2 separate regions of the Homo sapiens genome follow, and region 1 is linked to region 2. Evidence: chromatin loops called from intact Hi-C (ENCODE). Cell type or tissue: dorsolateral prefrontal cortex. All regions are shown on one strand. Links, peaks and the distances in the headings refer to the core of each region. The heading gives the core; the rest is flanking DNA. Region 1 overlaps MORF4L2-AS1 (MORF4L2 antisense RNA 1). Region 2 has its middle 3.0 kb from the start of PLP1.

Region 1 (5,375 bases), core at 55-5,054, 80 kb before region 2:
TTTTGTGCTAATTAGAAAAGCATGTCACCTGGGGGGCAGAGAAATTGTAGAGAAGGGCCCATTCCAGTGGAACAATGAGAAAAATAACTTTTCTTTCTGTAGGCTGTTGCAACCTCACCAGAACAGCTGAAGAATGAATTTCAGCCTGGACTCTACCTTATTAGTTGGGCACCCTTGGGGAGGGTGCAACCTGCCCAACATTTTCTGCTGGCCCTGTCTTACCTCATGACTAAGAGAGCCTTCCTAGGTCTGGAAGGTAGCAGTCAGTCTGTTCTGGAGGGTGGAGAGAGACACCAGTGTTTTCCCATGGTTTCTGGGTAGTAGATAAAATTGGTCTATTCTAAGGTTAATTTGATATTTTAAAATTTTGATTCTGACTAGCTTATTGGATTTTTTTGAATAATGTTTGATTAATGTAAAGGTTAAAAATAAAACCTAATATTTCAGCTAAGCAAATGGTATTTCTTTAATAAGGACGTATTTCTATCTATTTATACCTGCCTCATTCCATAGGAATTTTATAAAGCCAGTCCAGGAATGTAGTCTGAATCAATCTAGTTTGCTAGCCTGTGAGACCAGGGCAAAGATGAAAATAGTCATGGGAAAGTTTTATCCTTTTAGGGGTATCTGTCTTCTTCTAGTTCCTCTCTCCTCCTTTGACAAATCCCCACCCCGAGACTGACCTACCCATTTGACAGAATGAGATTACTTCTTCAAATGACCCAAAACACTGAGATCCTGAACCTAATCAATAATGTCCTTGGATGACCTTGGGATGCCAGATTCACACATAATTCCTTGTTGTCCCCTTCCTGAGTTAATAGTTTAGCATACAATTTACCAAAATTTGTAGTTTCCTGAGCCACAGACTTCACTTGGAATGATCATATAAAGTCATCCATGCTACATACCAACCCACAGAAATGAGGACCGCTTTCCTCCAGTGTATGCTGAGTCCTACAATCTGAGCACTGCTTCAAGAGGATGCCTTGAGTCATTTTTCCAGAGTTAAATTTGCTTATGCTTCTAACCTCCACCTACAGTCCCCGTTACACTGGGAATGATAAAAACTATGCCTTTTGAAAATATAAGCTGTCATGTTATTAAAGATGACAAACCAGTAGTAGTTAAAGTGCTGCATCTAAATTGTTGAAGCTTGTTACGTGGGAGTTCATTAGACTGTTTTTCCTACTTTTGTGTATTTTTGAAGTTTTCCATAATAAAACATTTAAAAAGACAAAAAATGTTTTAAAGTGCTTCATCAGTCCTGAGGAAGAGAACGCACATGGGTTTCTCTTTAGAAGAGTACTTATTAACCAAGGGGTTAGGTAGAATGTACACCCTTTAGTAGAGACATACCCTGTAAAAATCTGGGGAGGGGGGCGTTTTAGATTGAAAAAGCCTCTTTGCCAAAAATTCTGGTTAGGTCTTCTAGAAGGGAAATATCCTTCTGCCTGCAATCCCCCTCCACCAAACCCCACAAGTAAGTCTTGCTGTAATGAACCACTATTGGTGAAAGAAGTATATCATATCCCTTGGGCGATTGAGAGTGGAGGGAGCTTGAAAACCATGGAAACAGACCTCAGCTAATTGGCAAAAACTGTTAGCCAGCAGGAAGAGAAGCACAGGCAAAGGGAGTATTGGGGCAGGAGATGGAACTTGGAGTGTAATGGGGCTTCATTCTCACCCCAGGTGAGTGCTGGAGAGGACAAAGCTGCTAATGACAGAGGACACCAGGGAGCAGAATATGTGGCAAAGAGGTCCTTACTGAGGACCTCAGGGTATTCTTGGAAGGCTCTGGGCCCCATCTGACTTGCAGGTTTTTGTTTTGTTTCTTTGTTTTTCGTTTTTGAGACAGAGTTTCACTCTTATCGCCCAGGCTAGAGTGCAGTGGCGGATCTCAGCTCACTGCAACCTCCACCTCCTGGGTTCAAGCGATTCTCCTTCCTCAGCCTCCCAAGTAGCTGGGATTACAGGCGCCGGCCACCACGCCCAGCTAACTTTTTGTATTTTTAGTAGAGACGGGGTTTCGCCATGTTGGGCAGGCTGGTCTTGAACTCCTGACTTAGGTGATCTGCCCGCCTTGGCCTCTCAAAGTGCTGGGATTACAGGCGTGAGCTATCATGCCCAGCTGACCTGCAGTTTTTAAAACAGTGGGGTGGATCCCTGTCTCTCACCATACACAAAAATCAACAACAACAACAATAAAACAATGGGAAAGCTGCCTGAAGGCAAAGATCACACACACACACACACACACACACACACACACACACACACACACACTCTTTCAAGGACTTGGAACCTGACTGTTCCAGGTCCAACCTGAACCTGCTTGGAAAGGCGGGTTCCATAGAGTACCCATTGAAAACTATGTGGTTTTGTTCGTTCTTTGTTGTGTTTTCACTGTGTAACTAAGCAAATGACGGGGTTTGTACACTGCTGGGAGTGAGCAGATATGGTTGGAGAGGTGGGGCACTGTTTAGGGCATGGGGAAATCAGAGCACATGTTCTCTCAAGGTCCTGAGGTTGAGATAAAATGGTTTGAAACTGGGGACAGAGAAGGGAGCAAGGGCAGTTCCTAAAAGGTACAAAGCCGAGATTCACCCCGCTGCTTCCAGGCCAGAGTTCTGGGTAGGACGTCAATGAGACCCAGGCCGGTACAGCCAGCTTTCAATAGAGCTGGTCTGTGAAACTTGGCCGAGAGGACAGAGGAAGATTGATGTTTGCTCCAGAGTGGGGCTGTCAGCTGTGCTCACCACCTCACCATGCTCCCAGCTGTAAACAAAAGTCCTGGCCCTTCATGGCACTGCAGAGCAGTCCAGGCTGGCGTAAGTCTCTGAGGACAGCTAGACCATTTTCTCATCCTGGCTGAGAACCAGAAGACAGAAGAAACAATAGAAGGTGGTGGGTAGGGGTGGGCAGGATTGCAAGGGGGTGAGAATCAGTGACCAGAGGGAAGGAGCTGTCAATTTCAGATCTTAGGTTTGTGCATCCAAGTACTTAGTACAAATCTTATAGGGAAAGCAGACCCCTTTCCTTGTCAGCTTCACAGATAATAGTGAACTACCAAAGGAGGCTTGCAGGGACTCTAGTGCCTCATTCATTCATTCATTCTTTCAGTGAATACCTCATGTGCCTGTCACTGGGCTAGATACTCTGGGTGATGCCAAAGTAATACAAGACAGCTCGTAAATTCAAGGAACTTACAAGAAGTTTGTAAACGTGTAACCTTAAGTCACAATACCAATAGTAAGACTTTAAATCCTAAGTGACAGACATAGAATAAGAGTTTAGAAACGAGAGTAGTCATATCTGGTCATCATCAGAGAAAATGGAGTTTGAGAGGGCTATAGAAAGATAGACACAATTTGGCCAAGGGAAAAAAGATACCAGGCATTCCAGGCTAGGACCAAATTGTTAGTAACAATGAGGCCTGCCTTCGCGAAGGCAGAAAGTTAGTATGACACAGACTCTCTTCAGTCTTCACCCCGTCATGTTCCTCACCACAGCTAACCCAGTCTTCAAAACTCACTTAAATGTCACTTCCTCAGGGAGGCCTTCCCTGATCTCCAGGGCCAGATTAAGTACTCTTGCTTTATGTTCCCATAGCACCCATTACTTTCCCCTTTCTAAGACACCACTATTTTCACCTGATGACCTACTCATGTCTCCCTACAATTTGTTCTCCACTCTGCAGCCGGAGTTTTTTTGCAAATGCAAATCTGTTACATCACTTCCCTCTTGGAAACTCTCCTACCTCTAACATCTTCCTTCTCCTTTGCCTTCCTGGTCCTTCTTGCCTCTTTCCATCTTACTTTTCCTTCTGGTCACTTCTTAAATGTCTCTATCTAAGTTTGTCTCCCCTGCCAGAATGTCAGCCCTCTGAGGGCAGGAGTTATGTTTCTTCCTCACCATGTATCTGTGTATTTAGCACAGTGCCTGGCATATTGTGTTAGGCACTCCACAAAAATTTGTGAATAAATCCAAGGGAGATAAGGCAATATTAGTAGCCAACTGAAGGATTAATCTTACACTTCTGTGCAAAGGGAAATCTTTAAAAGTTTTTAAATAGGGGTATAAAAAAAATCATGAGAGAACCCTGCCTTCTGACAAAACAAACAGAACAAAGCAAAAAATGATCAAACAAAACCCAGAGAACTCCAACCTCAGCTTACCCTAAACCCGGCCTCCCAATGATCTTGTAGACTCATGTTCTCTTCCTTTCTGTTTCCCCCACCACTGCCTCCTCCAAAAACACAAGAAAACTTACTCATTGATCCTTCCAACCAGAGAAATTTGGCAGTATGGCCAAATACACTTACTTCCACATTTGTAGTTGTTCGTTGGGCTAGCATTTATTGCCCACCTCCATTGTTCCAAGTGCTGTGCTCATAGCTACAGATGGAGACTTTTTTCTTACCTCGATGGTGCTCACAACTGAGTGAACCCCTTACACTTACCACTCACTTCGTGACTTCAAATTTCTAGTGAAGGGCTTTGCTTTACCTGGGCTCAGTGATGGAGACTTTTCAGGGTACTGGAGCCTGCAAAAGACCTCAATTTCAGGACCATCTGTAAAACTGGGGACTCAGTGAGACTCAGAGGATGGATAAGTATATCCGTTTACACTAGACTGTTACCTTTCTGTGAGGAGGCTAAATGGCAGGGTGGTGAATATCCGGAAGGGTGGTTAGGCATCAGCCATTTCTTAACCTTATTAGGTTGGGCTTACTAAGGCAAACAGGCCACCAAGGTGCACCTCTTGAGTGAAGCAGCATGGAAAAACTCAAGGAATGACAGGAGAAAGAATTGGATTTCTCATTAAAAATAGAGGCACTGCCTTGCACTTTGAGGGGGGCTGAAATAAGAATGCAACTCCAAGAAACCTTCCAAAGATAATCAGAGGACACCCACTCACCCTGAGGTAGCCCTTAATGCCAGGGTATGGTTTTTTCATCTCAGATTCAGTTCCCAGCTAATTAGGGGGTAGCAAATTAAGACATCAGAGAGCCAGTGCACGTTCACCCCTTCACACCCCCCACCCCCAAAGAAGGGTGAAGGAAAGAAATAGATACTATTTTGTAGCTGAAGTCCTAACTGGATATCTCTTGGCTGAAGAATAACATCATACATGGTATCAGTGACACTTTAAAGATATAGTCATTAGTTTTGACCCTCTCTTTCCCCCTTGAATCCTTTACCCTAAACATGAATCCACCACCAGGATGTTAGGGAGAGAGACTATATGTAGCAGATGGAGACAAATGAGATTAACTTCCATGATTCATTACTTTTGCCTGTTAGGTAGCCTTGGGTGAAGACAGTTCATACACCTGGAATTTGACATCCTAATGAGATGGGACAGGAAGGGT
Region 2 (5,309 bases), core at 310-5,309:
GAGAAAAGAAAAGACAAAGGTCTGCAACTAAGTAATTTTTTTTTTTTTTGAGAGAGGGTCTCACTTTTTTGCCCAGGCTGGAGTGCAGTGGCACAATGAGGGCTCACTGCAACCTTGACCTCTCGGGCTCAAGTGATCCTCCCACATCAGCTTCTGAGTAGCTGGGACTACAGGCATGCACCATGACGCCCAGCTAATCTTTAAATTTTTTGTAGAGACGGGGGTCTCACTATGTTGCCCAGGTTGGTCTTGAACTCCTGGCCTCAAGTGATCCTCCTCCCTTAGGCTTCCCAAAGTGTTGGGATTACAGGTGTGAGCCACTGTGCCTGGTGGCCTCTAAGTATTAACAGGGAATTGCCATTTACTGTGCTATGTCCCAGGCTGAGGGGGGATATGAACCCAATTTGGCTACCTACAAAGCCTAAACTCCTAACCATTATGGATTATGTATCCTGCTTCAGGACCCATCTCATCTTGCCTTGCCCCAGATGATCCTCCCCAGAACAAAGCATGACTGGGGTGCCCAGGGCAGGCTCACAAGATGAAGAGATTGAGGGCTGAGATGCAGAGAAGAAGGTGTGTCCATAGGGAACATGATTTCCTGTGTGAGATTTCCCTAGCCATTCTCGTGGCTCACACCCCAAAAGCCAGCTTGTCTTGCCACAGCAGACTGCCCTTGCCTGTAGGGCTGCCGGATTCACTAATAAAAATACAAGGCATTCAGTTAAATTAGACTTTCAGACAAACAATGAGCAATTTCTCAGTATAAGTATGACCCATCCAGTATTTCGGATATACTTAAATGATTATTCATTGTTTATCTGAAAGTCAAATTTAATTGAGTTGAGCATCATGTATTTTATCTGACAACCCTACTTGCCTGGGCGTGATATTTCAAAGAGCAGAGGAATGGGGGGCTTTGGGGACTTCCCATTTAGTGATTTCAGCAAGGGGAACCTAACACCTGCTTTTGTTGTTGGCAGCCCTTGAGGCAACTGCTTCAAGCACAATGCTTAAGGCAGTGTTCCAGTGCTGGTGTAGGCTGACCAACTTGTTTTGGTTTTCCCAGGCCGTACCCATTTTTAGCACTGAAAGTCCCACATCTTGGGATCTCTTCGTTCCTGGCAAACCGGGATGATTGGTGATTGGTCACCCTAGTGATAGACATACCCAGAGGTGCTGGTGGAGATGTTAGAAGACAACAAATACACAAAGAAACTGCTAGGTGTGTCTCAAAGAGTCTCAACATTTCTTCAAAGCACATATCCTTGGCTCCATTTTAAAGATAGGCAGGTTCAGGGGAAGTATAGGAATCCTGGATCTGAAAGGTGTTGGTTCTAGAGATCACTAAAGTTCAGCCTCTATTTTTTAAATGCTTATCAAACATTTGCAGAGATACTCTGTCACCCCATCTGGTGATTATTATTATTATTGTTATTATACTTGAGCATAGGCACTATGGTAAGAATTTTATGTTCAGTATCTTGTGTAATCTTTTTTTTTTTTTTTTTTTGAGATCTGTCGGAGCGCAGTGGCACCATCTCGCCTCACTGTAACCTCTGCCTTCCAGGTTCAAGCACTTCTTGTGCCTCAACCTCCCGAGCAGCTGGAATTACAGGCATGCACCACCATGCCTGGCTAATTTTTATAGTTTTAGTAGAGACAGGGTTTCACCATGTTGACTAGTTACTGACTAATTTGGAACCCCACTGATCCTACAAACTGCCGGAAGTTTGCCTCTGCCCTGGGTTTCAAATAGCGGCCTCCTACTTAACCTGAGAAGTGTAGAAGGTTGAAAACTTGGGCTACAGCAGCCCGAAGCCTGTCCATCCTCCCCCAGCCCCCGGCTGTTGTTGCTCAGGGCAAAGGCTCTCTATTCACACATTTTTTCACAGCAGAACAACCTCCCAAGCAACTTCCAAGCAATAAGAGTCTGGAGACAGGCATTCTCTAGAGATGGCTCTGGTCTTTGCTTGCTAGGTGCCATTGGGAAAATTGTCTCAGTATCCCATCAGTCAAATTGAACAAATAACATTGGTTCCCCAGAAATAATACTAGTTTTATTTCTACTTTGCTCAGAAATCACATCAAACAAGCATCCTCCCTGCAGGGGCAACCCTGCAAAAGCTGGCCAAGTTTTTATGTTGGTGGAGGTGGGTTCTGTGGACAGCTTGTTTCTTCACATTGCTAGTAGCTATGTGGTGCTCCTCAGGCATTCTTTAGCTGAGATTTTTCATGTGATTATTTTGGCTTCCAGGCTACTCTTTACTCCATCCCAAGCCACGGGCATCTCCCCCTCACAAATACACCCCATGGCCTGCCCCTATCCATCCTCCCATTGTTCCTTGAACCTTCAGGAAAGGCAGAAGATCACCCTCCACTCTCTACCCCTGTCTGCCAGCTCAAAGTATGTGACATCTCTGGCCCTCAGCCCTCGGTTCTCTTGGCCAGAAAGGCATAGTCTAGCCAATCGGCATGAAGTTGGGTGTGGAAAGTTCTAGCCACAGTACATAGGACATAATATACTGCCTGCCTGCCAGCCAGCCAGTCTTCTATGCCAGGGCTAGGAAAGCTGCCTTCCAAAATTTGGTCTGGGAAGACATTATCCTGGGAATGAGAAGCAAAGCCTCAGCTCTAGAAGCCCAAATAATAGCAGATGACCCAGGCTTTCACTGGTACGCGCTTCTCTCTTCCCCTTTATGTTCTTCTCTGTGCTCAGGGAGAAGTTGGCCACTAGATTGGGCACTTGATCCCTTATCTAGTTTTTCCTGGGAGAAATTCACTGGACTTCTCTGAGTTTTAGAGTTCAGTCTACACAATGAAGCAAGGAGAACCCACTTGATCTGTGGCCTTCAATAATCTGATACTATGGGATCATAGAGCAGAGAGTGGAGGTAATATTCAAGTGTTTTCGAGTTATTTGCAAGAAAGCTGCACAGTCAAACCAAGCCATGATCAAGGGGGCCCAGATTCTCTGAGGTACCATCAGAATTGCATGAAGCAAACTGTTTACGAGTTTTATACAATCCTGCATTGTTCCCACAGGCACCCAGTACAGGCAGCAGGCTGCACCAAGAAGGCTGGCAGTGCCTCTTGAGGAATCCCTTGGCAGTGCAGGAGCCTAGCTGGACTCAAGAATATTTTGCCAAGGGCACCCAGCAGAACCAATGGAAGCAGAATCACAGAAATAGGTGGGGGTATGTAGATAAAAATGGGCTCTGGAGGACCTGGGAAGATACCCTATGAGGTCTGTAGGGAGCCCTCAGGAAAGGTCTGCTGACGAGGTACTGAGGCAGAGTGTCGGGATGTACAGAGCAATGAGAACACACTAGATTCTAGGGAGTTGGGAACCTTAAGGCACTGGGATGAGTGAGACACGGTCACCTGGCTGGGTCCCTTTTCTGGCCCTGGGCATAAGAACAAGCATAAGAACAAGGCGAAGACAGGGAATGTGGAGAGAGAAAAAGGAAACAGAGACAGACACATAGAGAGAAACAGAGACAGAGACAGGTAACAGAGACAAAGAGATTGAGACTTGGGGAGAGGATAGAATGAATATTAAGGCAATGGAGATGGAAGAAAGGAGAAGAGAAATGTGTGTTAAGGGAATGTGGTTGATAAATTGGTATCTGTGGGTTTATTGGGAACACATATTTTCTTTCCAGTAGAGTTGCTGTCCCCAGAGCTGCTGCTGAGAACTCAGGGGAAGCTTTGTGAGAGGGCTCAGTCTGAGTGATGTCCCCTGTGTGGAGAGCTGTCTCATCTATTCGAGCTGTGAAGGATCATTTGCCTCATCCTCTAAATCTGAACTCCCAAAGTTTGGGCTCACTCCTGCCATCTGATGAGCTGAGGAGACACATTTGGCGATTTCTTGCTCTTGGTCCTCCCCCTTCTCCAGGGCCATTCCGACAGTGACCATCCAGAAGTTTATTGCTGGCTCAATCCTACAGTTGAGCTTCCAAAGCAGGCATAGTCTGTGGCTGGCGAGCAGGGCTGGGGAGGGCGAGGGGCTCTAGGACCCTTTTCCATCAGTCACATGGCCTTAGTCTCGTCTGCTCTGGAAAGCTACTATTATACCGTTTTGCAAGGGGCAGCATTTCCAGAGATCCTTTTTTCTTGGGGCTGATACAAGAGCAAAGGATCTAGAGTTCTAGTACTCTAAGCAAGCCTCAAACGGTGCAGGATTTGGCCCCAGTGGGCCCACAGGGGCATCTGCCAAAGACTCGTCCATTTCCTAACAGCAGAGCCCAAGCCAGTAACATGTCCAAAGTCACAGCCCAAAGAGAAAACTGTAAGACACAATCTTGCCTTTCTCCCACCCCAGGAAGGTACTAGTCTCTGCTCAGTATCTCCCTCCTCTTCTCTCCTCTCCCAAGGCAAAATCACAGGAAAAGTTCCAGGAGACCATACCTTCCTTCTCCGGAGTCTTCCAACAGGTGCCCCTCTTATTATATGCCAGCCAGTTGTTTTAAAGGCCATCCATGGGAGGACACCGGCCTCTAGGTCAAGGGAGCTGTGAAGGGAGACAGGACTGACAAGGAGCCCAGACAGACACTGTTTAAGATTCACCTGTTCTAGAAAACCTTCCCAGGCTGATCCCATCTAGCAGTGGGCATTTAAATACCTTCACAGTCTTTAGAAATAGCTTATTGCTAAGGCAGGTTTTATATAGTATTTCCCTGTTTTTGCTGCTTAGCCATTTTTGTCTTACCGCTTCTTTCTCTGTGGCAAGGACTATATTTCGTTTCTTCTCTCCACCCTCACTGCCACCTGCTGCTTCACTCTAACCCACTCCCTGCCTCTTGTCTGCCTGGCTTAAGCTCTCTGATGAAGATATTACACTCTCAGGATAGAATACTGACTACCTGATTCCCAGATCGTGTTCTTGACTTGTCTCGAAGTCGATTATCCTTCTTGGAAATCACCCACATCTTCAACGCTGGCCTTTTCTTTAACCTAGTCTGTGAACTTGCATAGGTCTTGCCCACTTCTGGGTCTTTATTATTGTAGCTATAAAATTATTACAATTCTAGCCTCCCCCAGCCTAATCACAATCTGTTCATCGAATTGACAGCCTGCATTTTGTCTTCATGCAGTTGAAACTGAGAAGGATTTGGAGGAAATTATCTTAAAAGACAATTTTTTCTTCTCTATTGTGTTCGTAGAGCTGGGGGTGGGGGTGGGGGAGGAACGCTTATTTTCCAAGGAATCGGGAGGGGAAAGGTGGAGAGGGCCAAGGGCAGCTAGGAGTGATGTGGGGAGCTGGAGCAGATTCGGAAGGACTTTGGGAGCTAATATCTAGGTTTTTG

What was found. A loop is a pair of places that touch in the nucleus more often than their neighbours do. Peaks named below come from ENCODE experiments on the same cell type or tissue, not always from the same donor. Only the 100,000 strongest peaks of a DNase experiment are listed, where the experiment ranks them.
Region 1: it touches region 2 in a loop (9-fold over the local background); 30 of 110 quality-filtered maps call a loop at or near these places.

What each region holds. Positions count from the first base shown.
Region 1 is chrX:103,691,317-103,696,691 of GRCh38, forward strand. MORF4L2-AS1 (MORF4L2 antisense RNA 1) reads left to right here. Exons shown (of 3, transcript NR_038978.1): 3 at 103-1,244. Among named protein-coding and RNA genes, the nearest start is that of MORF4L2-AS1, 6.7 kb to the left of the region's middle. In dorsolateral prefrontal cortex, for the core only: no CTCF peak of the experiment used is centred there; a DNase peak (open chromatin) is centred at 2,715; H3K27ac peaks cover 5,000 bases; H3K27me3 peaks cover 3,975 bases.
Region 2 is chrX:103,771,172-103,776,480 of GRCh38, forward strand. It overlaps a transcript of RAB9B not described here. Among named protein-coding and RNA genes, the nearest start is that of PLP1, 3.0 kb to the right of the region's middle. In dorsolateral prefrontal cortex, for the core only: a CTCF peak has its summit at 3,135; DNase peaks (open chromatin) are centred at 2,460 and 3,065; H3K4me3 peaks cover 2,717 bases; H3K27ac peaks cover 5,000 bases; H3K27me3 peaks cover 3,947 bases.